Linked DNA regions of Homo sapiens: region 1 is linked to region 2. A link is an interaction called in ENCODE POLR2A ChIA-PET data of the cell type or tissue named here. Cell type or tissue: PC-3. All regions are shown on one strand. Links, peaks and the distances in the headings refer to the core of each region. The heading gives the core; the rest is flanking DNA. Region 1 holds the start of MIR3614 (microRNA 3614). Region 2 has its middle 44 kb from the start of SCPEP1.

The links. Peaks named below come from ENCODE experiments on the same cell type or tissue, not always from the same donor. Only the 100,000 strongest peaks of a DNase experiment are listed, where the experiment ranks them.
Region 1: POLR2A ChIA-PET joins it to region 2 with 6 read pairs; 2 of 35 experiments call an interaction of 5 or more read pairs at or near these places.

Annotation. Positions count from the first base shown.
Region 1 is chr17:56,890,301-56,906,580 of GRCh38, reverse strand. It overlaps TRIM25 (tripartite motif containing 25), which reads left to right. Exons shown (of 9, transcript NM_005082.5): 3 at 2,093-2,326; 4 at 5,003-5,162; 5 at 7,401-7,466; 6 at 10,629-10,655; 7 at 10,977-11,060; 8 at 11,140-11,238; 9 at 14,352-16,280. The coding sequence ends at 14,881. MIR3614 (microRNA 3614) reads left to right here and starts at 15,226; the gene lies at 15,226-15,311. In PC-3, for the core only: a CTCF peak has its summit at 14,639 (motif pointing left); no DNase peak of the experiment used is centred there.
Region 2 is chr17:57,013,975-57,030,480 of GRCh38, reverse strand. No RefSeq gene overlaps it. Among named protein-coding and RNA genes, the nearest start is that of SCPEP1, 44 kb to the right of the region's middle. RefSeq lists silencers at 2,386-2,586, 14,079-14,373 and enhancers at 11,889-12,713, 12,714-13,540. In PC-3, for the core only: no CTCF peak of the experiment used is centred there; DNase peaks (open chromatin) are centred at 8,720 and 13,620; H3K27ac peaks cover 1,942 bases.

The DNA.
Region 1 (16,280 bases), core at 8,281-16,280, 130 kb after region 2:
CAGAGGTTGCAGTGAGCCGAGGTCATGTCATTGCACTTCAGCCTGGGTGACAAGAGTGAAACTTCATCTCAAAAAAAAAAAATATTGGCGAAGAAATACTTGAATTCCTCTTTTCCAGTCTACTGTCCTTCTTGTGTGTTTTTCTCTTTGTTATGTTTGATTCTGAGCTATTGTCTTAGTCTGTTTTCTGCTGCTATAACGGAATACCACAGACTGGGTATTTGCAAAGAAGAGAAGTTTATTTGGCTCAAAGTTCTGGAGCCTGAGAGGTCCAAGAGCATGCTTCCAGCATCTGGTGAGGATCATCCATAGCGGAAGGATGGAAGGCAGGAGAGCGGGACAGGAAGAAGGAGGTCAAACCCTGTGATAAGAATATGAATCCATTCATGAGGGCAGAGCCCTCGTGATCTAATCACCTCAGTGGCAATTAAATCTCAGCATGAGCTTTGGAGGAGACATTCAAACCATAGCAGCTATTGAGGCTACCCAAGATGTGAAACAAAATTGCAGCTACTAAAGCAGTGCTGTCCAGCAGAAATACAGTAGGAGTGCAGATGTCATTTTAAGTTAATTTGAATAGTACATGAGATTTATTGTATTTTATTTATCTATCTTTTTTAGGACAGGTCTCACTCTATCACCCAGGCTGGAGTGCAGTGGAACAATCATAGCTCACTGCAGCTTTGAACTCCTGGGCTCAAGTAATCTTCCTGACTGAGCCTACTCCCCTTCACCACCCCCACTCTCCAGGAATACAGTCCATCTAATTTTTTTATTTTTATTTTTGTAGAGAAACAGTCTGTCTATGTTGCCCAGGCTGGTCTTGAACTCCTGGCCTCAAGCGATCCTCCTGCCTCGGTCTCCCAAGGTGCTGGGATTATGAGCATGAATCACTGCACTTGACTGAGATTAATTTTAATATTATAGTTTATTTAATTTGGTATATCTTAAATATTATTCTTTCAACATATCATCAATTTAAAAGTTTTAAGATATTTTACATTCCTTTTTTTGGTGTGAAACCCTTGAAAGCCAGTATGTATTTTACACTCATGGCAAGTCTCAGTTTGGACTAACCACATTTCAAGTGCTCAGTAGCCACATGTAGCAAGTGGCTATGTTATTGGAAAGTACAATCCTAGAGCATGATATTCTCTAGAAATTTTCCAGAGCTGCATCCTGACTTTTTGTTTTGTTTTATTTTATTTTATTTTTTTGAGATAGCGTCTCGCTGTGTCTCCCAGGCTGGAGTGCAGTGGCACGATCTCGGCTCACTGTAACCTCTGCCTCCTGGGTTCAAGCGATTCTCCTCCCTCAGCCTCCTGAGTAGCTGGGACTACAGGTGCGCGCTGCCACAACCAGCTAATTTTTGTATTTTTAGTAGAGATGGGGTTTCACCATGTTGGCCAGAATGGTCTTGATCTCTTGCTGACTTTTATTTTTAAAAATTGCCCATGAACCACCTTTAGCTTAAGAAATAAAATATCATCGATGCAGCCCCTCCCATCTGTTTCTCCCTTATTCTATCCCTCTTCCTCTCTTCCAGAAGTAACCACTCTCCTGAATTTATTTATTCATTCCCATGCGTTTCTTTGTGCATATAGCCATTCTGTTTGTTTCTAAGCTTTATTGAAAGAGCATCATATGGTGGATCTTCTTCTGCAAGTTGTTTTTCTCTCATGGAGATTTATCCAGGCATAGCTCCAGTTTATTAATTTTCATAACTGTTTAATATTCCATCCTATGAATAGCTCCCAGTCTTTGCTTCAAGTCTTCTTCTGATGGATGTTCAGGTTGATTCCAGGTTTTTGCTACTTCAGACAATGCTGCCTGTGAACATTCTTATGCATGTCTCAGGGGCAGGTGGCTGCAATTTTTTGTAGCACATATTCCTAGGACTGGAGTTGCCGAGTCATAGCCTATGAGCACCTCCAAATTTATTAGATATTGCCAAGTTGCTCCCCACAGTGGTTTGTTCTCCCACAAAGTACAGGTAAGAGTTCCTGGAACTCCACATCTCACCCATGCTTGGGGCTGCAGCCTTAGCACTTTTGCCCCTTTGACGGGCATCCTCTTACCTTGGCCCTCTCAGATGACTGCAAACAGAAAGGTGGAGCAGCTACAACAAGAATACACGGAAATGAAGGCTCTCTTGGACGCCTCAGAGACCACCTCGACAAGGAAGATAAAGGAAGAGGAGAAGAGGGTCAACAGCAAGTTTGACACCATTTATCAGATTCTCCTCAAGAAGAAGAGTGAGATCCAGACCTTGAAGGAGGAGATTGAACAGAGCCTGACCAAGAGGGATGAGTTCGAGTTTCTGGAGGTAGGTCGCCACAAGGCATTGTTGAATGTTTTTTTTTTTTTTTTGCCTGATGTCATGCTGTTGATGATAGGGCCCTCAAGGAGCGGGAGACTGGAAGAGGTCACTGGAAGCATCCCTGAGACACACGCTGTATTAGTTTTCTGAGCTGGGCAACAACTTACCACAAATGTAGGGGCTTCAAAAAACACATATTTATTCTCTCAGAGTTTCTCTGGCTCAGGAATCTGGACATGGCTTTATGGGTGGCCTGCATAGGGTCTCACCAGGCTACAGTCTGCGAGGGATGGCCAGGCTGTTTCCTTTGGAGCTCAGGGTTGTCTTCCAGGCTCATGTGGTTGTTGGCAGAATTTAGTTCCTTATGGTTGTAGGACTGAGGCCCCCCGCAATTTCCTGCTGGCTGTCTCTCAGATTGATAGCTGACTTCTTCAAGGCCAGCATGAGAATTTCTCCTCTAGAAAGATGCAATCCCTCTTTTAAGGTCTTTTACCTGATTAAGTCAGGCCCACCCCAGATAATTGCCCTTTGATGAACTCAAAATCAATTGATTTGAGATGCTAATTACACCAGCAATATTCCACCCCCTTTGCCACATGACATAACCTAATCACAGGAGTGATATCCTATTTCATTCACCGTCCTGCCGATACTGAAGGGGAGGGCATACTATAGGGTATGTACATCAGTCGGGGTCGGGGGCTTGAGGGCCATCTTAGAACGTTGCCTGCCACTCACACTCCACCTCTTCCTCCCATCCTTCCTCCAGCAGCTCCTGGAAGTGTGTGTTAGTAGTCCCTTTTGCATTGCTATAAAGGAGTACCTAAGACTGAGTTATTTATTTATTTTATGTATTTATTTTGAGATGGAGTTTCACTCTTGTTGCTCAGGCTGGAGTGTAGTGGTGTGATCTTGCTCACTGAAACCTCTGCCCCCAGGCTCAAGTGATCCTCCTGCCTCAGCCTCCTGAGTAGCTGGGATTACAGGCGCACGCCACCATGCCCAGCTAATTTTGTATTTTTAGTAGAGACGAGATTTCACCATGTTGGCCAGGCTGGTCTCGAACTCCTGACCTCAGGTGATCCACCCACCTCGGCCTCCCAAAGTGCTGAGATTACAGGTGTGAGCCACTGCGCCCAACCAGACTGAGTAATTTATAAAGAAAAGAGGTTTATTTGGCTCACAGTTCTACAGGTTGTACAAGCATGGCACCAGCATCTGTTTGGCTTTTAGTTAGGCCTTTGGTGAGGAAGGAAGCTTTTACTCATGGCAGAAGGTGAAGCTGGGAGCAGGCATGTCACAGGGTTAGAGAGGGAACAAGAGACAGAGGAGGAAGTGCCAGCCTCCGTTAAACAACCAGTTTGTGCAAGAACTCACCTGTTACCATGGGGAGGGCACCAAGCGGTGCATGGGGAATCCACCCCCACGACACGAACACCTCCCACCCTGCCCCACCTCCAACACTGGGAATCACATTCCAACATGAGATTTGGAGGGGACAAACATCCAGACTGTATCAAAGTATCTGTCTAAAGCATGGGCCCCCTGCTGTTTCTGGCCTCATGTCCCTTAACATGGCCTGCAGGGTCCTAGGTGACTGGGCCCCGCCTGTGCCAGCAGTCTCATCTCATATCATCCATCCCTGGCTCATGCCCTATGCACTCACTGTTCCCCAGACACAGTGGGTGTGGGTGGGATGCCATGCTGGGCATTCTTGCCTAGTGAGTCGTATCCTTCCAGGGCCTTGGATCCCATTGCCATGCCGTATCGGTGTTCCCAAGCATGCCACACTGTTTCTACAGTAACATTGGGTGATGTTGTTTCAGATGTGCATTTTTTCATGGCTGTTTTGACTGTAAGCCCATCTCTTATTACCCCCATTCATCCTCCTGCCAATCTGACCAGCACATAGCAGAGTGCTTGGCATATAGTGGTGTGCCCCATTGATTGAGTGACCTGCAGCTATACCTGAAAGACCCAGATTCCTTGTTCAGATCAGGGGGTGGGGAGACAGTGCAGGAGTGAATGGGAACCTTGTCTCTGTGCACTGAGGCCTGATGCGTGCCTAGTCTGGATGGCGTTAAGTTTCATCCCAAGTGTTCATTCCTGTCTGTTGGAGCAGCTGCCCCGAGCTCTCGAAGGATCTGAGTGCACATCTAGGCTTCTTGATACTGTACAACCCTATTTTTCTCAAAGTTTGGGACTTCCAGGAAGACCCTCCCTTCCCATAAGATATTCCCTGGCTGCAATCCACATCCCTTGAGATGTCCCTGTCTGTTACCAGAATGTGTGATTAGAGCTGTTCCCCTAGGATTGGGGTGGTCCTGAGTTTCCTGTGCTTTTCCACCTTTAGCTGGAAAAGTGGAAAGAACATTGTCCTGGGGGATCGGAAGATCTCAGTCCCAGCTGTGTCTGTGCCCCTAGCTGGTGGAGTTCCTGCCATGTCTAGACCTCAGTTTCCCCATCTGTAAGATGAGTGACCTCTGGGGTCCCCTCCAGCTCCAGATTACTGTGTCTTCAAGTGTCATTTAAACTCCTGGTGACCTCTGGCCTGTAATTTGAGAAGGCCAATTGGACTTAGCACTCTTGGGCATAGGGGAGAGCCTCCTGGGGTTGGTGAGGACTGAGCCCAGGTCCCCGTTTCACCAGAGCTGCCTGCACTAACCCCCTGGCATGTTCCAGAAAGCATCAAAACTGCGAGGAATCTCAACAAAGCCAGTCTACATCCCCGAGGTGGAACTGAACCACAAGCTGATAAAAGGCATCCACCAGAGCACCATAGACCTCAAAAACGAGCTGAAGCAGTGCATCGGGCGGCTCCAGGAGCCCACCCCCAGTTCAGGTGACCTTAGCAGCCCCCTATGCTGCCCCCTGTGGAACCCTGCAACCCGATGGGTCCCCTAAATGTTTTGGGATGGGAGATTGGGGCGTGATCCCGAGCACTGGGGCCTGAGTTTCAGGGCTCCTGAAACATCCGCCCTCTGTCTGGAGGCTGGTGGGGAGTCTGCTTCATCCTGACATTTTAGGATCTTTCCTAAAGCATTTTTGGGGACTTGATGTTAATGCTTGGACTTTCTGGACAGATAGGCTCTTTTGGCCTGTGATCTTGAGGCCAACTTGGATGGGTTTTGAATAAGCTAGGGCTTGTTATTGTGTTTGGTGGGGGAATGGCCCGTTTGGGGGAGAAATCTAGAATTCCTCTTTGACACCCCCTTTTCATCACCCCATATCCAATCCATTGCCAAATTTCACTTCTTTCAATCTCCTGACTCAGTCTGCTGATCCTAGCACTGCTTGCCTGTTCTCCATTGCCATCACCTGTCGCCCCATGACTGTAGCAGCTTCCTAAACCCTCTGCATCTGCCGCTGCAGCCAGAGAGGGATTTTCATGATGCAGAGCTCATGTCCTGGGACCTATTCTGCTTTGCCCTCTCACTAGGCTTCCTATTACTCCCTGATGCAGACCAAACCCTTGACCCTGGTCTAGATGCCAGGTCAAGCCCTGTTGGTCTCTCTCCAGCCCCAAGGCGCCCCCCACTCTCCTCTGGTGCATCTCTCTGCATTCAGTTCCTCAAATATGCAAAACTTCCTGCTACAGGGCCTTTGTGTTTGCTCTTCCCCACTCTCCAGAAGGCTTGAACTCCACCGTCTTCACTAATTAACTCCTCTCACCCTTCAAAGATCAGCAAAACATTACATTTATAGCCAGCCTCCCCTGCCACTGCTCCCACTCCTCAGACTGGGCCCAGGGTCCTTGTCATCCTCTTGGGACTCTTGCATGGGTAGTATCGCATTCTTCCTTGGGATCCCCGTATATCTCCCTCATTAGGTTGTGATCTCTGTGAGGTCAGGGGCTGCGGCTTATTTATTTATTTATTCAGGATCTTGCTCTGTCGCCCAGGCCGGAATGCAATGGCGTGATTATAGTTCACTGTAACCTCAAACTCCTGGGATTAAGTGATCCCTCTGCCTCAGCCTCCCGACTAGCTAGGACTATAGATACACACCATCATGCCCGGCTAATTAAAAAAAAATTTTTTTTTTTTTGAGACGGAGTCTCGCTCTGTCACCCAGGCTGGAGTGCAATGGCCCAATCTCTGCTCACTGCAACCTCTGCCACCCAGGTTCAAGCATTTCTCCTGCCTCAGCCTCCTGAGTAGCTGGGATTACAGGCATGTGCCACCACACCTGGCTAATTTTTGTATTTTTAATAGAGACATGGTTTCACTACTTTGGTCAGGCTAGTCTTGAACTCTCGACCTCAAGTAATCTGCCTGCCTCAGCCTCCCAAAATGCTGGGATTACAGGCGTGAGCCACCGGGCCCAGCCTAAAAAATTTTTTTTGTAGAGCCAGGGTCTCGCTAAGTTGTCCAGACTGATCTTGAGCTCCTGGCTTCAAGTGATGCTCCTGCCTTGGCCTCCCAAATCATTGGGATTACAGGCTTGAGCCACTGTGCCTGGCCTGTCTGATTTTTCTTCAACGCTATTTCCCTAGTGCCTAGCACAGAGCCTGGCCCATAGTAAATCTCTGTTGTGTAGTCCAAGATTGGGCTTGAATCTCAGCTTGGCCTGCCGAGTGTCCTTGCAGAAGGGCTTCTGAAATCGGTGGCGGTGCAGCCCCATTGTGGAAGTGCTGCGTGGGGGCAAAGCTATAGGTGGCTGGTATGTGGGAGGAGGGGAGAGAAAGAATAGTGGGAAAGGAACAAGTGTTGACCCAGCCTCCGCTACATGACCTTGATCTCATTCAGGAGTCACATCAACCATGAGCAAGGTGAAGTCATCCCCATTGTGTGCTCGAAGAAACCAAAGCTCAGAGAAGTCTCAGAGGCCACAGAGCTGGGTGCTGGTGGAAAAAAGACTTGGCCCTTGCTACATTTTAAAAAGTCAGAGAAAAAAGGGAATACACCAAACTGGTTCTTAGATCACCTTGTTTGTAGCTCTTGTAAGCGATGGGATGGGGAAGGTCGGAGGAAATGGCTGTCTGTGTAAACCCTCTGCCTGCCCACCGACCCATGGCAAAGCTGGCTGCTAGGGTCAGTGAGAGGAGCCGCACACACTGAGCCCTTCTTCTCTGACACAGGTGACCCTGGAGAGCATGACCCAGCGTCCACACACAAATCCACACGCCCTGTGAAGAAGGTCTCCAGTAAGTAGCCCCACCCCTGTCTCCATGGCAACAGCATGGCTGTGGCCTCCCCAGGCTCTGGCCAAGTCACTTCCGGCCCATCCCGAGTCACTGTGGGGCCTGGACCTCAGTGGGAAAGAAGTTGGTGGCAGTCCCCACTGCGGGGGGCTGTAGGGCTGTGGCAGAAGCTCCGCTGTCCATCAGCATTGCACGTTTGGGCTGCCTGGAACAGCAAGATGCCTGAGGCTGGCTTGTTTTGAGAAATATTTACTATACCCAAGTCCTTGGGCAGAGCCTTGGGCAAGGAGACTGATGGCGGTCCAGGAAGGGTGGAGGCTAAACCTCCTTGGCATCTCAGCAGTGTTAAGTCTCTGGGTTGTAATGGGCTTCTGCTATTACCATGTTTCTCAACTGTTTTTTTTTTTTTGGTTTCTCACTGTTACCCTCCTCCTGCTCATCCCCAGAACCATTTGAGAAAATTTTTTTCCTAATTACAACCCATGAAATTTTAATACCACCCATCTACTGCATAACTGTTTATGTTTGTGCTTTTACACATAAAAAGAGTAATCTTTTTTACTCCCCCTCCCCCAAGGATCCATTTTTGCCCTCCTAGGGGTACTATCCCCCTCATTGGGCAGGCACCTGCCATTGACATGGGGGTTGAGGAGAAGAGTGGTCCTGTTCTGCAAATGTGGACAATAGTGATATCGAGGCCACAGGATGATTCTGAGTGATGAGGGGACACTGATTGTGAGAGCTCTTTATGAGCCATATACCACTGAGATGTCCATATACCACTGAGATGTCCATATACCACTGAGATGTCCATATACCGCTGACATGTCCATATACCGCTGAGATGTTCATATACTGCTGACATGTCCATATACCGCTGAGATGTCCATATACTGCTGACATGTCCATATACCGCTGACATGTTCATATATCGCTGAGATGTCCATATACCGCTGACATGCCCATATACCGCTGACATGTTCATATACCACTGACATGTCCATATACCACTGAAATGTTAGCTGTCATTGCTTCCCTGAAAAGTTGGTGTGAACCCAGGAGGGCTGGCTGCACACTGCTGGTGTTGGGGGGATGAGAGAGCCAGGGCTTGCTCTTTGTTGTTGTTGCTTGTGCTTAGTGTTCAGGTCACCTGTAGCAGGCAGAGTGTGGTATCGGTCCCCGAATGGAACAGAGTCAGGGCTGGGATGCCTGGTGCAGATGGAGGAGGGAGCCCTTAGCTGGGCCGGAAAACCTCGAAGGGTACTTTGTGTGAAAAGAGGAGTGAAAGAGGAAGTGGAAAGGTACTGTTGACCTGTGTCCTTCCCCAGTCACCTTCCTCTGAAAGCTCCTCCCTTAGTATGAATGAGGTAGGGATGCCGGCCAGCAGGCAGGTGTGTTCCCCAGTGAGGTGAGGTCCTCATGTCACAGCAGAATGACACCCTGGAGAATAAAGTTCGGGAATGAATCAAGGCTCCTCTAGGCTGAAATGGGGAAATAGGGGAGGGGGTATGGAGTAGTCCCAGTGCAGAGAGATGTCTAAGGGTAGGTGATGAGGGAGGTGCCTGTGCCCTAGATTGATGTCACAGCCTGGGCCTCCCAAGATGCTGGTCCACAGGGAGTGGGTGGGAAAGTGGCAGAAGGGGAGGAAATGGGAGAGTGAGCGACTGTGAGTGATGTGACTTCGAAGTAGGAGAAGCGGTAGCAAGGGGGCTTTGTGGTGTGATGGGGGTCTGGGGGAGGGAGAGGGTAATAGGAGAGAGCAGGGCTTATCTGTAATGTCAGGTGTCCTGCAGGTGGGCAGGGATATGATTTCAAAAACGCCCCTTTTTGTTCCAGTGTTGTGGAAGGTGGCAAAGAAGGAAGCTGGGATCTTCTAGCCCACTTGAGTGGACTTTGGACTCACCTGGAGGGCTTGTACATCACAGATTGCTGGGTCTCACCCCCAGCCTTTATGATTCAGTGGCTCTGGCTTGGGGCCCAAGAATTTGCATTTACTATTTTTTAAGAGACAGAGTCTCGCTCTTTTGCCTAGGCTGGAGTGCAGTGGTGCGAACAGAACTCATTGCAGCCTCGAACTCCTGGGCTCAAGTGATCCTCCTACCTTAGCCTCTTGAGGAGTTAGGACTGTAGGCATGTGCCACTAAGCCAGGCTAATTAAAACAATTTTTTTTTTTTTGTAGAGACAGGATATTGATATGTTGTCCAGGCTGATCTTGAACTCCTGGCCTCAAGCAATCCTCCTACCTCAGCCTCCCAAATTGCTGGGATTACAGGAGTAAGCTACAGTGCCTGACCAATAATTTGCATTTCTTAGGGGTTCTCTGGTGATGTCACTGCAGCTGGCTTGGGCACCAGACTTTGAGAACGACTATTTTAGCCAAACTCAGTTCCTGTAGGTAGACACTCCAGATATTTTTAAAAGACTTGGCAAGCATTTTTTTTTTTTTTTGAGACAGGGTCTCATTTTGTTGCTGAGGCTGGAGTGCAGTGGCAAGAACACAGCTCACTGCAGCCTCATCCTCCTGGGCTCAAGCAATTCTTCTGCCTCACCTCCCAAGTAGCTGGGACTACAGGTGTGTGCCACTAGGCCTGGCTAGTTTTTTCTTTTTTTTTTTTTTTGTAATTTTGTAGAGATGGGGTTTCCCCATGTTGCCCATGCTAGTTTCTAACGCTTGAGATCAAGTGGTTCCTGCACCTTGGCCTCCCAAATTGCTGGGATTCCAGGCATGAGCCACCATGCGCCCAGCCCTTGGCAAGCATTTTTTTTTTTCTGATTCCCTATTTGGTTTTTGTGTTTTTTCCTTTATGGAAATATAATTTACCTGCAGTAAATCTCTTTTTTCCCTGCAGTAAATCTTAAATGTGCAGTTAGATCTATTTTGACAAATGCATACATGTGTTACCATTGTTCAAATCAAGATAAAGAATTTCCCTTTCTCCAGAAAATTCCTTCATGCTCCTTATTAGTCAGTCCCCGCCCCCACGACCGCTCATGCTGGTTTCTATCACTATAGATTCATTTTGCCTGCTGACTCCTTCTGTTTTTCAAATTAAAACATCCTTTTATTTGTCTGGGTCAAATTCATGCACATGAATGTTATTATTTTGAAAATGTCATTGTGTTGTGCCTTAAAAGAAATTAAATCTGAAAACTTTCTTTTGCAGAAGAGGAAAAGAAATCCAAGAAACCTCGTAAGTTATGCATTTCTGCAACTGTTCGTTTCTTGAGACTGCCCGAGCACAGAACTAAATGCTGGTAGTGAGAGTCGACCTCTCTCATCAGGGTTCTGTGATGGGTTCTATATGATTCCATTCTGTAATGGCAGCAGGCCTGAGGCTGGAGGGGAGGACAAGCATAAGTGAGATGAATAAGGTGACTTTAGCCTTGTCTGTTTTCCCCTGTGTTGTCCTGCTGTTCAGGCGTGTGTTTGTAGAAGTGGCTCTTAATCAGTGTGGAAGGGAGTAGAGGCCATCCCGTTGCTCTGTATCATATTTCCCTTTCCTTACCCCCAGCCCCTGTCCCTGCCTTACCCAGCAAGCTTCCCACGTTTGGAGCCCCGGAACAGTTAGTGGATTTAAAACAAGCTGGCTTGGAGGGTAAGTTATCATGGGCAAGGAGCTTTGGGGTGTCCACTCTGAGTTTGTTCTGCAAATCACTCTCTGTTTCCTCTCCCAGCTGCAGCCAAAGCCACCAGCTCACATCCGAACTCAACATCTCTCAAGGCCAAGGTGCTGGAGACCTTCCTGGCCAAGTCCAGACCTGAGCTCCTGGAGTGTGAGTAGCTTCGGGGCTGGTGCGCGGTTCCACTGGTTCTGTCTCTCCTGCGCCGCTCTGTGCAGCTCTCTGTGAGGCCAGCTGGCCGGCTATATCAGCCACTCCCCTTCACTTGTCCTCTACTTTGTTGCTCCCTTATTTTCTCCCAGTCATCAGTGCCTTTCTTTACTTTTCCTAACTAGCTCAGATTTCACAATCGGTCCTTTGACTCTCCCTCTTGCCGTCTAGTCTGGCCCAATTGAGCTCACCTTTCTCTGTGGGTCGGCGCCTGCATGTCCTCTGCAGAGAAGGCAGGGCGATTGCGGTCACCGGCCTTCACCGGGCGTCCCGTTGCCGGCATGCCTGCCCTGCATCTCCTGTCTCCTCCCCACCACTCTCCAGAGCCACCATTCCCAAGACTTCCCACTGGCCATAGCTCCATCCTTCTCCCTGTCCCGCCCACCTTCTGCTTCACGAAAAAGACAGACACTGTAGAAGGGGCTCCCCCTGCTCTGTTATTGACATCGCATCTGCATCTACTGTGCCCCCTTCCTCGCCTCCTGGCCCCTTTCCCAAGACCCCCTGGCCCTGGGCTCTGGAGTCTGCTCCCCACACGCTCTCTGGAATCTTCTGCTCTCTCTTAGGCCTTTCCATTCCCATCTCTTCACCCTCAGCATCTCTACCTAGGCTTGCCTATCTGTAGCACGTTTACATCTCTCCAAATCACAAAAACAAACCTAGCAAAACTGTCTCAGCTGCAGCTCTGTTTCCTGCCTCCCTTTCACCCGAATGCTTGTTAAAAATACAAATTACTAGCTGGGTGCGGTGGCTCATGCCTGTAATCCCAGCACTTTGGGAGCCCGAGGCAGGTGGATCACCTGAGGTCAGGAGTTCAAGACCAGCCTGGCCAACATGGCAAAACCCCATCTCTACTAAAAATACAAAAAATTAGCCGGGCGTGGTGGCACATGCCTATAATCCCAGCTACTTGGGAGGCTGAGGCACGAGAATCACTTGAACTTGGGAGGTGGAGGTTGCAGTGAGCCGAGATTGTGCCACTGCACTCCAGTCTGGGCAACAGAGCGAGACTCTGTCTTAAAAAACAAACAAACAAACAAAAAACCCCAAAAACCAAATTCCTGGGCCCTGTTCTAGCCCTACAAGATCAGACTCAGGCAAGCACGGAAAGCTGTATGTTTAGCTCATTTCCTCCATGATCCTTTTGAGGACAGTTGGGGAAAAGCAGCTCTGCAGATTTTCTACATTGGTGGCTCTCAACTGTGGCTGCGTGTTGGAATCCTGGGGAGCTTTTTAAAATCCCCGATGCCCAGGCTGTCCCCCAGACTGGTTCATTCAGAATGTTGGTGTTTGGCTGCCCAGGGTTGCAATGTGGGGCCGAGGTGGGAGCCTGAAGTCTAATCCTCGTGCCACTGCATTCTGACCTCTGTCCTGCCCTTGACCCAGGCAGCTCTGAGGTCATCAGGGTACTCCGTGTCACAAAATCCAGGGACGCCTTTCAGCTTTTATTTAGCTTCACCTGTCAGTGGCATTCCTCCTCCTTCTGACACTCTCTCCCCTTGCCGCTTGAGCTGCTATACCCCCCTGGGTTTCCATCCACCCCTCCTTTGCAAGCTCGTCCAACCTGGAAGTGGGTGGAGTTCCGTTGTCAAGGCCAGGCCTAGGGCCCTCCCACTTTCCGTCTTCTTGTTTCTTCTGCACCCACGTGCAACACTCCAGGCAGCACCTGCCAGTGGTACCCACTTCCATGTGGAGGCCAAAGCCAATCACTGAAAAATATAGCCCTTCCTTTATCATAAGCAGCTGCAGCAGGCTTGGTGGGGATCTGTGGGTCCCTTGCTTTTTCAGGGCTGGCCTTCTTGTAGCCCTCCGCTGTCCCTGCCCCCCAAGAGAGGCCCAGACCAGCCCTGGGCTGCAGCTAACTCTTGCCCAAGCTGCTAGCGGCGGTGCTGAGCCACGTCTTTCAGGAGCTGCTGTGCACTCTGTGGCAGCCGCATAAACAGGGAAAGTAAAATTCTATCAACTTAGGGCCTTTTCCACCCCCAGCTTATTCATTTTGCCTTGGGGGAAACTCGGGCTCCAGTGAAAAGTGTCATGCCCTGAGCCACCTAGCAAATGAGTGCCTCGCTTGGCTCCCTGCTGCCCACCAGTTAAAGTCTAGCCTCCTAAGCCCTTCCCTTTCTAGCCCCAACATGTTTCCCTTCTCCTGCTGCATCTGTGTTCCCAGCCACCCAGCTTCCCCGATCCCAGCACATGCGAATCCCCTTGGCACTCCGTGGCTTCACTCTCACTGTTCCCTCTGTCTGGAACAGCTTTTCTCTCTCTGTTCTCCTCTGTCTAGTTCTCATCTTCTGTTACTTGGCTCCAATTCCAGCCTGCCAGTGAAATGTTCCCCAACTGTAGCATCAGTTGCCTTGTCTCTGTGTCCCTACAGTGTGTGCTTACCCTTTTGGCAGAGTGTGAGTCTCATGGTGTTGTTACTGATGGACTTGCCTTGCTTGTTGGAGTGTGAACTCCATGAGGCCCGGCACCTTGTCTCTCTGGTTCATGGTTGTGCATCTTGTGCCAGAATCTGGTGTCAGTCAGGTGCCTGGTAAATGGTTTTGGATGGATGAATGGACAGACATACGGATGACTGATAGATGATAGATGGCTGGCTGGCTGGACAGAATGGATGGATGAATGGATGGATAGATGAGCTGATGAATAATGGATGGGTGGATAGATGGGTGGATGGATAAATGGACAGATGGATAGATAAGTGGATAGATTAATGAATGAATGAATGGATAAATGGAAAGGCAGAAGGATGGATAGATAAGTGGATAGATGGATGAATGGAAGAATGGATAGATAGGTAGATAGATGGGTATATGGATACATGGGTAGATGGATAGATGGATGGATGGATACATGGATGGATTGATGGATACATGGATAGACAGATAGATGGATGAATAGACAGACAGATGGATAGATGAGTGGATGGATGGACCAATGGGTAGATGGGTGCATGGATGGATAAAACTAGTGAATAAATAGTACCACTTTGGCAAAGGTCTAAAAGAGCACTTTGGGCCCCTTGTAATTAATTCCTTGGGGTGATGTTTTCTCAGATTACATTAAAGTCATCCTGGACTACAACACCGCCCACAACAAAGTGGCTCTGTCAGAGTGCTATACAGTAGCTTCTGTGGCTGAGATGCCTCAGAACTACCGGCCGCATCCCCAGAGGTTCACATACTGCTCTCAGGTGCTGGGCCTGCACTGCTACAAGAAGGGGATCCACTACTGGGAGGTGGAGCTGCAGAAGAACAACTTCTGTGGGGTAGGCATCTGCTACGGAAGCATGAACCGGCAGGGCCCAGAAAGCAGGCTCGGCCGCAACAGCGCCTCCTGGTGCGTGGAGTGGTTCAACACCAAGATCTCTGCCTGGCACAATAACGTGGAGAAAACCCTGCCCTCCACCAAGGCCACGCGGGTGGGCGTGCTTCTCAACTGTGACCACGGCTTTGTCATCTTCTTCGCTGTTGCCGACAAGGTCCACCTGATGTATAAGTTCAGGGTGGACTTTACTGAGGCTTTGTACCCGGCTTTCTGGGTATTTTCTGCTGGTGCCACACTCTCCATCTGCTCCCCCAAGTAGGCAGGCTGTAGGCACTTGGGCTGACTGCCTGCAGAAGTCCCAAGACCCTAGTGAAAATACAGCAGGCAGAACTCTCCTTGGATAATTCCCCAAGAGGTCCCAAGGATTGGGAGCATGGGAGGGGAGCTGGCGGGAGGGTGGGAGGTGGGATTTAGCCAGGAAAGGGGTGAGAGTGATTGTGTTGTGGGCGAGGAGGCGTTTCCACCCCCTGGTGCCTATCAGGGCAGGGTGACCTACTCCCCATTGTTCTGGAAATCTCCAGGCTGCTGGGCAGCTGGGCAGAGCTCTGGGAAGTGAAGTCATGAGTGCCCGATTCCTCTTAGAGAAAATCCATAGCTACTGTAGGTTCTGTCTTGGGCCACTTGGATCTGAAGGCTGCCCCTTTGCTCTCTGGGGTAGCCTTCAGATCTTGGTGTTTTGAATTCTTACTATAGATGTTTTTAAAGTTCCAAAGTCATTGAGTTTCAATGTTACATAAACTCCATTACCCGCATGTTGGGGCTTGATCTCCTGGTTATTATCTGTGCTTGAGGAAACACCCACAGCAGTCTCTACCCAGAACAGTTTCCTAAAGAGGCATACCCTCTTCCTCCACTGGAAAATAGTGCGTTCCCTTCCTACCCTGCACACCCATCGCCCCCACATTGATGGTTTTCAAACAGCAAACTTTTCAGCTAAAGCTTCAAACCATGATTGGAATCAGCCTGTGTTGGATTTGTGATTCAGGGTCATGGTGACCCTGATCCAGTTTGGGTGGAAATCCTTCCTAAGTATCATAAGAAGCATCTTGGCAGAGATGCTTTGGTGGCAGCCATGAGCTTTGCTGGAGGCCTTGCTTCCCATAGCCTTGGCTGTGGGGCAAGGAACTCTGCCAGGCGAGGGGGATGCTGCCCTGGATCAACAGAAGCCTGGTGGGTTTGCTCGTGTTAGAGTGTCCTGCCTTCTTACTGACAACTCTTCTCGGTGATAGCCTCTCTTCCCTGGATTGTGACATATGGAATGACAGTGCAGGTACCACCGAGGCTAGCACAGTCAAGCCTCCAGCTAAGCTGGATCCCTGAAGCCTGCTATCATGCAGACAGGCTATGCGGCTGCCTCGGACCATGCTAGGCCACTTGCTGGGGTGTCAACCTACCACCAAAGGGGTCTTTTAGCAAACCTCATGGGGAACAGGAACATTCCTGTTCATCCCTGGCCACAGGCTGCAGACCCAGCACTGGCCCTTGCGTGAGTCAGAGCCTGGGGCTGGCCCTAGCCCCTTCTACTGACTTCCTCATTTAAGCCAATTATATAAGCTCACATTGATCAGGGAGGGAGGGAAAGAGCTAAAGAGGGTCACACAAGTGGCTATTTTCCCTGCAGTGTTTCTGTGTGGTGAAAATAACCCAGTCCACTAAGG
Region 2 (16,506 bases), core at 5,632-13,631:
GCCACCGCGCCTGGCAAAACTCTTTTTTTTTTTTTGTCTTGCCAGCATCAGGCAGAATCCTCTGATGAGAAGCTATTGGGGCCTCAATGAGGTTATACCTTTCCTCTCTCTCCTCCTTGGTAGATACAGAGTAGTCCTGTAGACCCACTAATCAGATGCTCCAGCCCAGGAATTTGAATTGGTGGAAATAAATTTGTAGTCTACGTGGGCTTTGGATATTTGATGATACTAAGATATTTTTCACTTGGGGGGTAGTAGGGGAGTGATGATGGTATTATGGTTGTTTTTAAATTTTATTTTAAAAATGTAGGTGTTCAAGCCCAGCAGAAATGTCCTATCTCCCCATATATTGGAACCTAATTGCCTATGGGATAGTACTAAAGAAGTGGGGCTAGGGGCCAGGGGCAGTGGCTCACACCTGTAATCCCAGCACTTTGGGAGGCTGAGGCAGGTGGATCACCTGAGGTCGGGAGTTTGAGACCAGCCTGACCAACATGGAGAAAGCCCATCTCAACAAAAAATTAGCCAGGCATGGTGGAGCATGCTTGTAATCCCAGCTATTCTGGAGGCTGAGGCAGAAGAATCACTTGAACCCCAAAAGCAGAGGTTGTGGTGAGCTGAGATCGTGCCATTGCACTCCAGCCTGGGCAACAAGAGTGAAACTCCATCTCAAAAAAGAAAAAGAAAAAGAAATGGGACTGGCACAAGTGCCTCTTGCCTGTAATCTCAGCACTTTGGGCGGCCGAGGTGGGAGAATTGCTTGAAGCCAGAAACTTGAGACCAGCCTAGTCAAAATAGTGAGACCCTCTACAAAAAAATAATTAAAAAAAAAAAGAAATAGGGCCTTTAGGAGTGGTTAATGGGAGCGGAACCCTCATGAAAGGGCCCTCACCAGACACCAAACCTGCTGGCATCTTGATTTTGCACTTTCCAGACTCCAGAACTATGAGGAATAAATTTCTGTCATTTATAAATGCCCTAGTCTAAGGTAATTTTGTTATAGCAGCCGGAAAGAACTAAGACACTATGTAGCTTCAATGACACCAAACACAAGGCATTTAGAATAAAAAGGGTTTTCTTCTTCACAACGAAAGGAAAAACTCAGTACTTCACTTGTGACACCAGATGTGTGTGTGTAGCAGGGGTTCCTATACCAAGCAATTCTCCAATTCTCTGGAGATACCAGCTGGGTATCCTACAATTCAATTCAGTTCTGACATGATCTATCTGAAGTTAGTACCTACCCCACAGTCGGTTGCCAATCAAAAGTCCAGCTTGTCACCTGGTGCTTCTGACAGGCTATGAGTCAGAGGGTCCCATGATCCCTTTCTTGAGTTTAATCATTTGCTAAAACAGCTCACAGAACTCAGGTAATGTTTGTTAGTCCATTCTCACATTGCTATAAAGAAATACCTGATTGGGAGGCCGAGGTGGGCGGATCACGAGGTCAGGAGATCGAGACCATCCTGGCTAACACGGTGAAACCCCATCTCTACTAAAAATACAAAAAATTAGCCAGGCGTGGTGGTGGGCGCCTGTAGTCCCAGCACTTCGGGAGGCTGAGGCAGGAGAATGGCATAAACCCTGGAGGCAGAGCTTGCAATGAGCCGAGATCGCACCACTGCACTCCACCCTGGGCAACAGAGTGAGACTCCGTCTCAAAAAAAAAAAAAAAAAGAAATACCTGAGACTGGGTAATGTGTAAAGAAAAGAGGTTTAATTGGCTCATGGTTCTGCATGTTATACAGGTAGCATGGTGCTGGCATCTGCTCGGCTTCTTGGGAGGCCTCAGGAAACTTACAGTCATGGTGAAGGTGAAGGGGGAGCAGGCACCTCACATGGCCAGAGCAGGAGCAAGAGAGAGACTGAGGTGCTGTGAGAGGTGTTTGAACCAGAACGACTCCATCTTGAATAGGGACTGGATGAAATAAGGCTGAGACCTTCTGGGCTGCATTCCCAGGAGGTTAAGGCATTCTTAGTCAGAGGATGAGACAGGAGGTCAGCACGAGACACAGGTCATAAAGACCTTTCTGATAAAACAGGTTGCAGTAATAGGAGGCACCACAGATCCCATTTGGGGAAAAATGTCTATTGTCTTCATGGAAACCCAGGAAATAAAAGTGGGTAGATTCCTCTCAAAATCTAAGGCTTTGTCCTGTTTTGCATTGCATTATCTGATATTTTTAACTTTTTGGGGTATCAGAAATTACTTTACATTATTAGAGAGCTTTGGTATAAGCTTTACCTAGTATAACAACTGGGTAGGAATATACTTTTGGGGATAGCTAATGGCAGTTATGGGGGAATACGTGGCTCTTTGCATGTTTGCATTAGAGAAGCATGCTCTTGACTACCTAGAAGGTATGGAAATGACCCCACCCCCACTGAGAGATAAGACTCCCATGGGAGATGGGCTGAATCTCTCTTTTGGGGATCCAGGATCTGGATCTGGGACCCTTAAATTTTGGGAATCTGTTTTGTTTCCAGCTGTGCCTACTTATTAGGCTGTAGAAATGGCATGCTTTCCTGGCTGTGTTCCTCCAAGGGCTCCACCCTGAAGCCAGTAATCCAATTAAGAAACTGGCAAATGAAAAATCTTTCAACTACTGGATCTTCTTCTGTCTTTGTATTTATATGTGTTATGTGTATAATGTTTCTATATGAAAGAGCTTTGATTAATTGGCTTAAAAATAATAAGTGCTTAAATCAAATATTTTGTCAGAAAAATAAAAACTTTAATGCCTTTTGGTTCACATGACTTTAGTAAGCTTTGGGAAACACAGTTTTAAAGATTATTGGTAAAACAAAAATGTTTTCAAAATTTAGGCATTTGGTCTAAATTATGCAGGTCAGGTATTAGGTTTGCTTAATGCTTTAAGGTCATAAACTGCTTCTTTGACTTTTGAAAATTGTTCAATTTACCTACTTTGGAGCATTAAATTCTAGATGAAACCTGGGGACATGTGGAGCTATCCATACCCCCTGGCTATGCTGAGAAAAGTCAGACCTTATCTGTACTTCTCTCTGGGTCCTAGGCTCCACACACACCTGGTACGTAATTAAAATCACTTATTGGCCAGTCACAGTGGCTCACACCTATAATCCCAGCACTTTGGGAGGCTGAGGTGGGCAGATCACTTGAGGTCAGGAGTTTGAGACCAGCCTGGCCAACATAGTGAAACCCTGTCTCTACTAAAAAAAAAAAAAAATACAAAAATTAGCTGGGCATGGTGGTGGGTGCCTGTAATCTCAGCTACTAGAGAGGCTGAGGCAGGAGATTCACTTTAACCTGGGAGGTGGAGGTTGCAGTGAGCCAAGATCATGCCACTGCACTCCAGCCTGGGCAACAGAGCAAGACTCCATCTTAAAAAAATAAATAAAAATAAATAAATCACTCATTAACCAGGTTTTTCACCAAAAGTAAAAGTTAAGAGTTAACACTGTAACATGTAATTGAGGCTACTGAAGAAACAATTTTACTTGCAAGGTGTATAAGTAAAGTAAAATGTACTTTTGGCAAAAGATTTTAAGAAGGCATGGGAATGTGGATTTTTCTGCCTAGATTAAAGTGTTAAAGGATTGTATTCAGTTAGGATAAATCTAAAGGTTTGGACAAGTTATGGAAGGTTTGTGAAAAATTATTCTTGTAAAAGAAATTCTATGTGTGAAAATATTGGCTAAAGTTAAAGGAATATTATTCAGTTTTTCCATAAATTGAATATTCAAATAAAAGCACAATGAGGTTTTCTCTCGGAGAATTGATCTGCTCTTTAACAAAAATTGTAAAGGCTATAAAAAAGATCTATGAGAATCTTACCTTTTGGTCAGACATTAAAATTGGATAGATTTGTCTATAAGGTTTTATTAAGGATTGGGTTTGACATCAATAATGCATTAATGCAATGGTAAAGTGTGGCTCATTTGGTATAAAACCATGCAGGAAACATTGTCAACTATGAGATGCTGTTTGGCTTTCTTTGGGCTGTATATGTATAAATATGTTATTGGTATGTGTTCAAAAAGTATACAATTCTAACATAACAGTGCATGTTATTCATAGTTATAATTGTTATGTAAAATTGTTTATGCCACAGAAGTAACCAAAATTACCTAGTCAACTGTGGCTTTAATAGTGGCTGTCCTAAGACATTTTGTCATCCACAAACAATGATGGTCTTGTTTTGATCCTCTTTAAAAGGTGGTTTGTAATCAGCTATAGGTCTCTAACAGGTGTTCTTGAATGCAAGTTTCTGATAACTTTGGAGACTGTGACATTAGAACAGAGGAAAAAAACTTTCAGTGTTCATGGAGAGATGAAATGTTGATGAATATCAAGTAGAACAGAAGTTAACTGCGTGGACTGAACTAATAGAAGAATGAAGTAACCTTTTTTGACTTTTTGCTTAAAATGTTGCTGATCCTTTGTTTTGTTTTTCAGAGTTAAAGAGACTTTTCTTTAGAACTGTTTACAGCTTTTAACAATTGAGTAAAGAATACCTGTGAACACAATTTGGAGCATATTTGTTTCTCTCTACCTGATTTATCCAGAATTTAAAAACTATTTGTTGAGTATTCTTAATTTATGGCAATATAGTTACCTGCATAAGTGCAATAAGAATTCGTTTTCTTTTGTAACAAGACACAATTGGAGATACTGGTTATTTTACCAAGGCTTTGACTGGAATGGTGTACTTTCCTTTAAGGAATCAAACTTGACTTATAAAGCCAATAAAAGCCCCTTGGGAAAACTGGCCTCATACCTTGTCTACACAGTCCCTGTACAGGGTTTCTGACCTGTGGTGAGTAAAGAATATCACTTTCTTACAGTCCCAGGGTCCCCAAGTTATCTTGGGACTTCAAGAGGAGAGGAATTCACCCAACTCACAGGTATTTGAGGGTATAAATGCATGGCTGTGCTTAACTTTAAAAAGACTCTTATCTGAGATTCCTGATGGAACAGAGTCCATTAAAGCCAATTTTAGATCAGGCGCCATGGCTTACACCTGTAATTCCACATTTTGGGAGGCCAAGGCAGGTGGATCACCTGAGGTCAGGAGTTTGAGACCAGCCTGGCCAACATGGTGAAACCCTGCTTCTACTAAAAATACAAAAATTAGCCAGGTGTGGTGGCAGGTGCCTATAATCCCAGCTACTCAGGAGGCTGAGGCAGGAGAATCATTTGAACCTTAGAAGTGGAGGCTGCAGTGAGCCAAGATCATGCCACTGCTCTCCAGCCTGGGCAATGGTGAGAGACCCTGTCTCAAAAAAAAGAAAAAAAAAAGCCTATTTTAAAAGCCTATGTGAACAATAATTATTCTTGCTGCTCTTTATAGAAATAATCAGGCCAAGTATAATAAAGCAAATTGGTCTTGCCATGATTTGTTTTTAATAAAAATGGGAGACTAGAGAGAGAAAAATTATGTTTCAAAAACTTGTTCTTAGATTCTAGTCTCATCAGTTATTTTTTAGTTTTTTCCTGCAATTTAGACTAACCCTACTTATTTCTGTGAACCAACCAGTGAGCTCTGGCTGCAGTTCAGAAGAAACAAGAGGGATGGGTAATGTAAAAATCTGGATCAATATTCTAATTCTGGTCACATTTTGGAATCAGCTAATGTCCCCATATCAGCTTGGTTTCAACAGTTGCCCAGTTCATGGAAAGCCTTCTTATTTCATTTACTTGGGATAATTTTACTTATTTTGCTTTGCTGTTGTGGAACATATTGTGGTTGTACTCTTTGCGTAGAGATGCAGGATAAGTTTACTTAATGGTTTCTTAAATTGAACACTTATTAATTTTCCAGATATCACCTTTTCTCAGAGTTATGAATGGCCCTCACCATGCCTATGCTTTCTGACTGAGCTCCTCTCTACCCTGAATGCAAAAGACCCTAATAGTCAGGAATATCATTGCCTCTATTCAGCCTTAAGAAGTTACAGAAGATACATCTTTATCCCTGTACAACCCTTAGGATTAAGGGTTCTCTTATAAAAGGAAGAGGGGAAATACGTCAGAGGCATTTGAACCAGAGCAACTCCATCTTGAATAGGGGCTGGGTAAAATAAGGCTGAGACCTATTGGGCTGCATTCCCAGGAGGTTAAGGCATTCTAAGTTACAGGATGAGATAGGAGATCAGCATGATATACAGGTCACAAAGATCTTACTGATAAAACAGATTACAGTAAAGAAGCCAGCCCAAACCTACCAAAACTAAGATGGTGACGACAGTGTCCTCTGGTTGTCCTCACTGCTACACTCCGACCAGAGCCATGACAGTTTACAAATGCCATGACAATGTCAGGTAGTTGCCCTGTATGGTCTGAAAAGGGGAGAAACCCTAAGTTCTGGGAGTTGCCCACACCTTTCCCAGAAATCTCAGGAATAATCCACCCCCTTGTTAGCATATAATCAAGAAATAACCATTAAAAAGGGCAACTAGTAGCCCTTGGGGCTGCTCTGTGCCCCCAGTTTTTTTTCTTTTCTTTTTTTTTTGGAGACAGAGTGAGTGCCATGTCGCCTCATTGCAACCTCCACCTCCTAGGGCTTAAGCAATCCTCCCACCTCAGCATCACAAGTAGCTGGGGTTATAGGCATGTGCCACCATGCCTGGCTAAATTTTTTTTTTTTTAATTTTAGTAGAGATGGGGTTTTGCCATGTTGGCCAGGCTGGTCTCAAACTCCTAGGCTCAAGCAGTCTGCCCACCACAGCCTCCCAAAGTGCTGGGATTACAGGCATGAGCCACTGCACCTGGCCTCACCCTAAATTATTTCTTGCAGGAGATTCAAGAGCCCTCTCTTGGGGTATAGATGGGGATCCCTTTCCAGTAACAGTGCCACCCAGTTTTAAACAGCCAAATCTTATGAAAAGTCACTCACTATGGTGAGGACAGCAACAAGGGGTTGGTACTAAACCATTTGTGAGAACTCAGCCCCCATGAGCCCATCATCTCCCACCAGACCCCATCTCTAATACCAGAGATTACAATTCAACATGAGATTTGGGCAGGGACACGTATCCAAACTATATCACACTTCATTTACTAGATTACCAGATTGTTATAAAAGGATACAACTCAGAAACACCCAAATGAAAGAGATGTATGGGGCAAGGTGTATGGGAAGGGGTGTGGAGCTTCCATGCCCTCTCCAGGCATGCTACTCTCTCGGCACCTCCACATCCTCACCCATCTGGATCTGGTCCTTTTGGGTTTTTGTGGAGGCTTCATTATGTAGACATGACTGATTAAATCGTTGGCCATTGAAATGAACCTAATCTCCAGCTTCATCTCCCCTCCCCTAGAGATGGGGGTGGGGTGTGGGGCTGAAAGTTGTAATCCTCTAATCACTTGGTTGGCTTCTTGGCAACCAGTCCCCCACCCAGAGGGGGTTTCCAAAAGTCACCTAATTAACATATACTTTAGTGTGGTTGAAAGGGGCTTGTTAGGAAAATCAAGATGCTTTTTTCACTTTTACCACTTAGAAAATTCTCAGGGTTGTAGGAGCTCTGTATCAGAAATGGGGTTGAAGTTCAAGTATATATTTCTCATTATAAATCACAGTATCACACAAGGTGATCCAGAATACATTCTAATAAGGGCATTGCTGACTTTCCCCGCTTGCTTTGTCAATAGCTTCAGGATTTGCATTGTGCTATGGTTTGAATGTAGCCCCAAAAAGCATGTGTTAGAAATGTAATCTCCCAATGCAACAGTGTTGGGAGGTGGGACCTAATCAGAGGCGATTAGGCCATAAGGAATCTGCCCTCACGAATGGATTAATGCAGGAGGGGGCTCCACATAACAGGATGAGTTCAGTCACTTTATTGCATTCTTTCTCTCTCTCAATGTCTCTTCTTCTGTCACAGGCTGACACAGCAAGAAAGCCCTCACTGGATGCTGATCACTTAGTCTTGGACTTCTCAGCCTCTAGAACCATGAGCCAATAAATCTCTGTTGATTATAAATAAATATTGTAAATATAAAGTCTCAGGTATTCTGTTACAGCAGGACAGACTAGGTGCTATTAAAACAACATGACTAAAAGAAGTTATTTTTCCTGCTTTAGTAAAACTATTTATCAAGACTCTAAAGAGGCCAGACACAGTGCCTCATGCCTGTAATCACAGCACTGTGGGAGGTGAGGTGGTTGGATCACTTGAGGTCAGGAGTTCGAGACCAGCCTGGCCAAACATGGTGAAATCCTGTCTCTACTAAAAATACAAAAATTAGCCAACCATGTTGGCATAAACCTGTAATCCCCACTACTTGAGAGGCTGAGGCAGGAGAATCCTTGAACCCAGGAGGCAGAGGTTGCAGTGAGCCAAGATTGCACCACTGCACTCCAGCCTGGGTGACAGAGAAAGATTCCGTTTAAAAAAAAAAAAGATAATGGAAAAAAAACTGTAACCCAAGATTTTCAAGTTGGCCAACGCTAATGTCTAATGGACATAACTCTTTAGATGATACAAGGAATATGCTGCATCTGGCAAGAGTTCATCTAATGTCTCAGAGTGATGCAAGAGACAGGTGAACCATTATTTATTAAGACAAGCTCATCAATGTCTGGGGTGGATTGCATGGTGAAAGGGATATCTCATATCACTTAAGTCCCAAAGGAAACTTGATGGAAACCATTAACCGGAAATGCATTTCTCAATTTCTTAGTCAAGCTCCAGGTTCTCTGTGTGATACTCCCAATTTAGTTCAGTTCGACAAATATTTACCCAGTGCTATGTGGCAGGCACTGGTCCAGGTGCTAGAGATGTAAAGCTGAGTAAGACACATTCTGTTCTTGGAACCAAACTGCCTAAGGCCAGCTCCTGGAATTCTTAAAGTGAAAGGCATGGCTCAAACATTATGGCATCAGGGAAGTAGTGGTATAGGTTTTGTGATCAGTGAGGATGCATGAAATAATGCTCTAGTGGGGGTGAGCTGAAGCTCAGCCCCATTACTACTCTGTCTCATTAGCCACTGAGAGATTTCACTCTCCTTATTCTTAAGGAGAAAGGTCCAAAGATCTCATCTTCTGAAGCTACTTCCTGCTGAAGCTACTTCCCGCCTAACCGTGCAGGGCATGGAGATCTCTTCCTGACTGCTCTAAAGACCTATAGAGACTAGGCACTGTTGAAACCTGGAAGACATAAATTTTAACCATCCATACTCCTATTGAATATAACAAATAATTATTTTAAAAAATTAAATAATACCCAGTGATAATAACATGCTTAAGCTCAGTTTGATCTTTTTTTTTTTTTTTTTTTTTTTTTTTTTTTTTTTTTTTTTTTTTTTTTGAGACAGAGTCTCGCTCTGTCGCTCAGGCTGGAGTGCAGCAGTGCGATCTTGGCTTACTGCAAGCTCTGCCTCCCAGTTTCACGCCATTCTCCTGCCTCAGCCTCCTGAGTAGCTGGGACTACAGGCGCCCACCACCACACCCGGCTAATTTTTTGTATTTTTAGTAGAGACGGGGTTTCACCATGTTAGCCAGGATCGTCTCGATCTCCTGACCTCGTGATCCGCCCGCCTCGGCCTCCCAAAGAGTTCGATAATTCTTATAAGAGATCAGATGCCGTTAATTTAGGTGAATAGTCCAGAGAGCCAGTCTCCTGTTGCCTGAAGTATAAAGCAAACAGACTTTTAATAAAAGGCACTTCCCAAAAATGGAATAAACAGGAGAAAAACAAATGTTAATAGTGGGCATAATCTATCCAGATGTTAGACTCAAAGTATCTTAGTTACAGAGGAGGAAGGCAGTGACAATCTGACGTGCTCTTATCACGTGTATCACAAGGAATAAGCTTCAGCTTGCAGGGCCTTCGGAAAAAGGTAGTAGCAATTCTATTGAGTTTGTAAACCAAAAAGTATCTGAGACAGGTCTCAATCAATTTAGAAGTTTATTTTGCCAAGGTTAAGGATATACCCAGAAGAGAGGTCTGTGTCTTTCTCCAAAGATGATTTTGAGGGCTTCGATATGTAAAGGAGAAAAGTGGACTGGAAGCGAAGAGGGAGGGTATGGTCACGTTACTGAATCACATGTTGCAAGAGAAAAGGAGCAGGTAGGGGAATAGTAAATTATGTATTTGTCTTGCCCTCAGTAAGACAGAACTTTGCATAAGATAAGGTGAACATAGAGTAGTGACCTGTGGAGATACTTAACCTTTTATCTGTAGCTGTCTGCTTAGAAACAAAAGGAAAGGCAGTTTCTTGCATGACTCAGTTTCAGCTTAACTTTGTCCCTTTGGTATAGTAAATTGGGGTCCCAAGTTTTTATTTTCTTTTCACAAGTTTAAGTTAGAAAAATGGAAGAAAAATTTCCAAACATTAGTTGGGAGACTTGCAGCCCAGAAAAGGTTTAAGATTCAGTCCATGTTGTAAAAATCATATTTAAAAAACTCAAAAATAACAGACAAGACTAGAACCTAATAGCAGGTGTATTATAATATTTTTTCTCCAGTCTTTCATTTTTAATCAAAGACAAGTCATGGTAGGACCAATGTGTTTGCAAAATAAGTTTTAGTCATATTATACTTGGCCTGATTATTTGCATAAAGTGCAGCAAGATAATTATTCTCTTTTTAAATTGGCTTTGCTAGAACTTCGTTCCGTAAGAATCTCAGATTAGATTGTTTAAAGCCTGGAGCCCAGCCATGGATTTATCTCTGCCTGCAAATGCCTATATGAAATGGGTGAATTCTCCTTTGGAGGTCCCAAGATAACTTGGAGCCCCCACACTCAGTCCTCAATGGAGCACTGCCTAGTGGAGCTGTGAGAAGAGAACCACCATCCTCCAGACCCTAGAATGGTAGATCCACCAAGAGCTTGCACCATGTGCCTGGAAAAGCCCAGGGCACTCAACGCCTACCGTGAAAGCAGCTGTGGGGGCTGGACCCTGCAGAGCCACAGGGATGGAGCTACCCAAGGCCTTAGGAGCCCACCCCTTGCATCAGCATCACCTGGATATGAGCCATGGAGTCAAAAGAGACTATTTCCTACCTAGATATTAAACATCAATGCTAAAATTTTTTTTATAATGCAAGGTAATTTTTGATGCCTCCAAGAGTCAAGATGATCAGGTAATGCAATGCAAAATGAGCAAAACCTTAGATTTTGAGAGGGATCTGTCCAGTTATAATTTTGGGGGTTATGTTAGGGAAATAGGAGCATAGCAGAGCCAGGGTGATGCCATTTTGAGTTCAGCTCATCTTGAGACTAACAAGGCGCATTCCATGCTTGTCACAACTCACAGTCATGAGATGTTTACAGTTCAGGAAACAGCTTGAAGATACCTGCAAAAGACACATTCTTACAATGATGGAAAGTCCAGATGTCCCAATATTCATAACGATACATGCTTTTAAGATTGCTATGCTTTGGGCCAGGCGCGGTGGCTCACACCTGTAATCCCTGCACTTTGGGAGGCTGAGGTGGGCGGATCACTAGGTCAGGATATTGAGACCATCTTGGCTAACATGGTGAAACCCCGTATCTACTAAAAAAAACCTCAAAATATTAGCCGGGCGTGGTGGCGGGCGCCTGTAGTCCCAGGTACTTGGGAGGCTGAGGCAGGAGAATGGTGTGAACCCGGGAGGCGGAGCTTGCAGTGAGCGGAGATCGCACCACTGCACTCCAGCCTGGGTGACAGAGCGAGACTCCGTCTCAAAAAAAAAAAAAAAAAAAAAAGATTGTTATGCTTTGGGTGGGCACAGTGGCTCACACCTGTAATCCCAGCACTTTGGGAGGCCAAGGCAGGTGGATCATTTGAGATCAGGAGTTCGAAACCAGCCTAGCCCACATGGTGAAACCCCATCTCTACCAAAAAATGCAAAAATTAGCCGGGCATTGTAAGGTCAGCTGAGAGAAAGGACGAGAGAGAGAGACCCAAGTTCAGGCAAGTAAGTTTATTGAACCTGCTGGCTGCTCGGTTACAGACAGAGGAGGCAGCCCTGAGTTTACAAAATGAGGGGTTTATATGGGGGAGAGAGACCCCAGGGTCGTTTGTTGGTTAACTCTGCCACATATCACCTGTGACATTTATGGTACCGGAGGATGTAGGTAAAGTTTGTTGATGCTTCCCATGACCTCCCCCTGTGGGGTCTGGATGGTTTGTAATTGGGGTTTGCTTTATAGCAGCAAGTCCTGATAGGTAAAGTCTGCCGGGTTCACTGCAGTGCCTAGATAAGGGCTTAGAAATGTAAAGAGGCTTGGGGCAGCATGGAGAGGAGTTGCAGAGTGGGGAGGGGCGGGCAGCACCAAGAAGCTTTTTGGAGCAGTTTGTCTCTAACAGGCATCATGGCAGAATTGGAGCGGGAGCCAACAGCAGGGAGAAGACCGGCAGAAGGGCAGGCACTTCTGAGCCTAAAAGGGCAGGGGGGCCTTCCTGAGCCCCCAGGAGTGGGGACTTGTGGTGCCTCTTCTGAGTTGGCCCATGTACCAATCGGCATACACTTCCTCCCCCTCTGAGATCCATAAAAGCCCGGGGCTCAGCCAGAGCAGGGCAGAGGATGGAGAGATGATGGGATGACCAGCTGCAGAGAGCAGCTACCCACTCTTCTGAGAGCTGGAGATGACAGGATGATCAGCTGCAGAGAGGAGCTACCCTCTCTGCTGAGAGCCACAGACTTCAGGATGACCAGTTGCAGAGTGGAGCTTCCCTCTTGAGGGCCTCCTCTGTGCTGAGAGCTGAACACCCGACGAGAAGACCTGCCTACAGAGGAGCTACCCACTGCAGGTCTCCTCTGAGCTGTTGTAACACTCAATAAAGCTCCTCTTTATCTTGTTCACCTTCCACTTGTCTCTGTACCTCATTCTTCCTGGACTCAGGACAAGAACCCGGTCAAAGGGGCCACCAGCACAGAGGTTTCCAGCCAGAAAAGTGACACCCCAAAGATCCCATAACACTATCTTAGAACCACAGGCCAAAGCCTCTTAAATTTCTTAATTTTGTAGTAAGTTAACTTTCACTCGCGTCTGTGTGAAGAGACCACCAAACAGGCTTTGTGTGAGCAACATGGCTGTTTATTTCACCTGGGTGCAGGCGGGCTGAGTCCGAAAAGAGAGTCAGCGAAGGGAGATAGGGGTGGGGCCGTTTCATAGGATTTGGGTAGGTAAAGGAAAAAGGGGGGTTGTTCTCTGGCAGGCAGGAGTGGGGGGTCACAAGGTGCTCAGTAGGGGAGCTTTTGAGCCAGGATGAGCCAGGAGAAGGAATTTCACAAGATAATGCCATCAGTTAAGGCAGTAACAGGCCATTTTCATTTCTTTTGTGGTGGAATGTCATCAGTTAAGGCAGGAACCGGCCATCTGGATGTGTACGTGCAGGTCATAGGGGATATGATGGCTTAGCTTGGGCTCAGAGGCTTGACATTAACGGTTTGTGTTCTGAACTTTCCTCAGTGTTTAGAAAACCAATACTGACCGTCACACCCAGGCCTCCCTGGTGCCTTCCTGAAAGCTAGCTGGGCGTTTCTGGCACCCTGTCTCGGGCAGTCTCCCCAAACCAGCAGGACTACACATTTGGACAGACTCCCAAAGAGAGAGAGAGAGAGATTCTTGGGACTTAAACTCAAATCAATTTAGGCCAGGGGATGGGTGTGACTCATCCCACTGCCTGCTGGGTTAACCAGAACTGGATGGTCAACCCTTTTAATTCATCCTGTGTGGATGTTTATTCAAGTGACCCAGACCAGTAAATCAGGAAAATCATGTCAACCCATCCCTCATGGATGTCTAATAAGGCAACCCAAACCAGAAGGGATTAGAAGAGGAGGGGCGAAGCACCCCAAATGACAGAAAAAAATAGAAAAGGGATAGGAAAGACAGAGAAAAGGAAGGGAGAAAAGTGTTGCCTTGAGGTTTGGGCGAGGTGTTCCAAGGGGCTGGAGACTGATCCATTGTGGTGACACTGAGTCAAAAGTTCAGGCAGCTGCTGTCAGCCACTAAGGGATATTGTCCAGCAGTCCCATCAGCCCTCAAGTCTCCCCACTAGCAGAAGAAAAATCTCCCCATGTAGCCTGATCCCAGATGAGCCCTCAAAGAACGTGTTACCAACCATGGGTTCTTGGGCTCTCAAAGCAATAGAAATTGACCTGAGCCTGAAAAAGTTTTCCCAGACAAGGCCTCCTTGGAGCTTATGTCCTGAGGTAAGCGAGGCATAGAGAGCCAGTAGGGCTTTTTTTATTATGCAAAGCATGGGCATTGACAGCAGGGTAGGTTATGTAGGCTGGGCTGAGCAAAGCCGGTGAGGGGTGGGGTATGCAAGGCAGCATATCTAGTTGCGATGGCTATCTTGAGTAATGGGCCACTTGGTGGTCTGGCCTGCAGCAACAAGGCTGCAAATCAATTGTGCAGCATCCCTTCCCTAGGTGGGACACTCCACAACCTTCATTATCTCCTAAGAACCATGCTGGAATTCTTTAAGTAAAAGAGGAGTGAGGTAGTGGTGTGGGTTTTGGGATCAGTGGGGATGCATGAAAGAATGCTCTAGAGCAGGTGAGCTGAAACCGAGCCCTGTTTCTACTCTGTCTTAAGAAGACTGAGGATTACAAAGTACAGGTAGAGTGCTTAGAGAGTGAGCAAAACAGGGTTCTACCTTAGCTTGGGGGATCAGAGAGGGCTTCTTGAGAGATTCATATTTATTCTGAGAGCTGAAGAGAAATCAGAAAGCAGCTAGGTAGAAGGGGCAGGAGGTTTCCAGAAAGCCAGGCACATGGAACATTCAGTGTTGAGGGTTGAGGAGCTGGGAGAGAAAAGATTTCTTCCCCTTTTCTTGTTTCTAAGTCCTCCCTAAAGACTTGCTTCTAAAGAAGAGGCAAAAGTAATAAGATGTCACTTCTGAGATTTCATTATAAAAGATCATGACCTAGGCCAGGCACGGTGGCTCATGCCTGTAATCCCAACACTTTGGGAAGCCGAGGCGGGCAGATCACGAGGTCAGGAGATTGAGACCATCCTGGCTAACATGGTGAAACCCCGTCTCTACTAAAAATACAAAAAATTAGCCAGGTGTGGTGGCGGGTGCCTGTAGTCCCAGCTACTGGGGAGGCTAAGGCAGGAGAATGGCGTGAACCCAGGAGGTGGAGCTTGCAGTGAGCCGAGATCGCACCACTGCACTCCAGCCTAGGGGACAGAGCAAGACTCCGTCTCAAAAAAAAAAAAAAAGATCGTGACCTTTGTCTTGCACATTTGCCCATGCTCTCTCTCTCTGGCTCTCTCACTCTTTCTTTCTCTGTGTCTATCTGATGAAGCCAGCTGCCATATTGTGAGCTGCCCATGGAAGGGTCCACATGACAAGTAATTAAGGGAGTCCTTCAGCCCAACAGCCTATGAGGAAGCGAATCGTGCCAATAACCTCATGGCTGAACTTGGAACCACATTCTACCCTAGTTGGGCCTTGAGATGACTGCTGCCCTGGCCAACCCTTGATTGCAGTCTTGTAGAGGTCCTAAAGTAGAGGACCCAGCTAAGCCACAGGTGGACTCCTCACATACAGAAACCGTCAGATAATAAATGTTGTTTTAAGCCACCAAGTTTCTGGGTATTTTATTTATTTTAATTTTTTAAAAATTAATAGGGACAGGGCCTCGCTATATTAACCAGGCTTGTTTTGAACTCCTGGCTTCAAGCAACCCTTCCACCTTGGCTTCCCAAAGTGCTAGAATTACAGGCATGAGCCAGCATGCCTGGCCTTCTGCGTAATTTTTTATACAGTAATAGATAACTAATATATTCATCAAATAAGGAGTCCCTGGATTTATCATGGACTTTGCATCTTACCAAAGTTTTGGGTTCATCCTGAAGCTGGGAACACAACAAATTCTGAGCACTCATGTCATTAGGAAGGAAACACTCCCTAAGTCCTAAGGGACACAGGAAATAAGTTCCCAATAATTATTATCCAAGAGCTGGGCATTCACCGCCCTTAGGCAACTGAAGAACTGTGAGGACCATATAGCTCCGCCACATCTAGGCTTCCTGAATAAGAATTAAGTGGACAATCTGAAAAATAACCAGATAATCAATTAGATGATTATATAACTGCCCTCATTCAAAGATACAGACACATAAAAAAGCAAACACATAAACATAGGGAAAAAACACCTGCAACTAAAATGGAGGAAATTAACACAAAGCACAAAAGATAAATGAGGAACATCCCTTGGAAGCTTTGCACTGGGAAACTACAAATACTTTTCTCGCTCTCAAGGAAATTAAAGCAAACCGGGAGCCTGTGAAATAAGAAATGTAAAATGAGATGAAAAGATAAGGTGAAACAGCAGCTGGCATAACTAGGGAAAATAAATTAAGGAGAAAGATAATTATAGAAGTTAAGAATCCTTTAGAAACTCAAAGTCTAGCCGGGCGCAGTGACTCATGCCTGTAATCCCAGCACTCTGGGAGGCCGAGGCAGGCAGATCACGAGGTCAAGAGATCAAGACCATCCTGGCCAACATGGTGAAACCCCATCTTTACTAAAAATACAAAAATCAGCCGGGCGTGGTGGTGGGCGCCTGTAG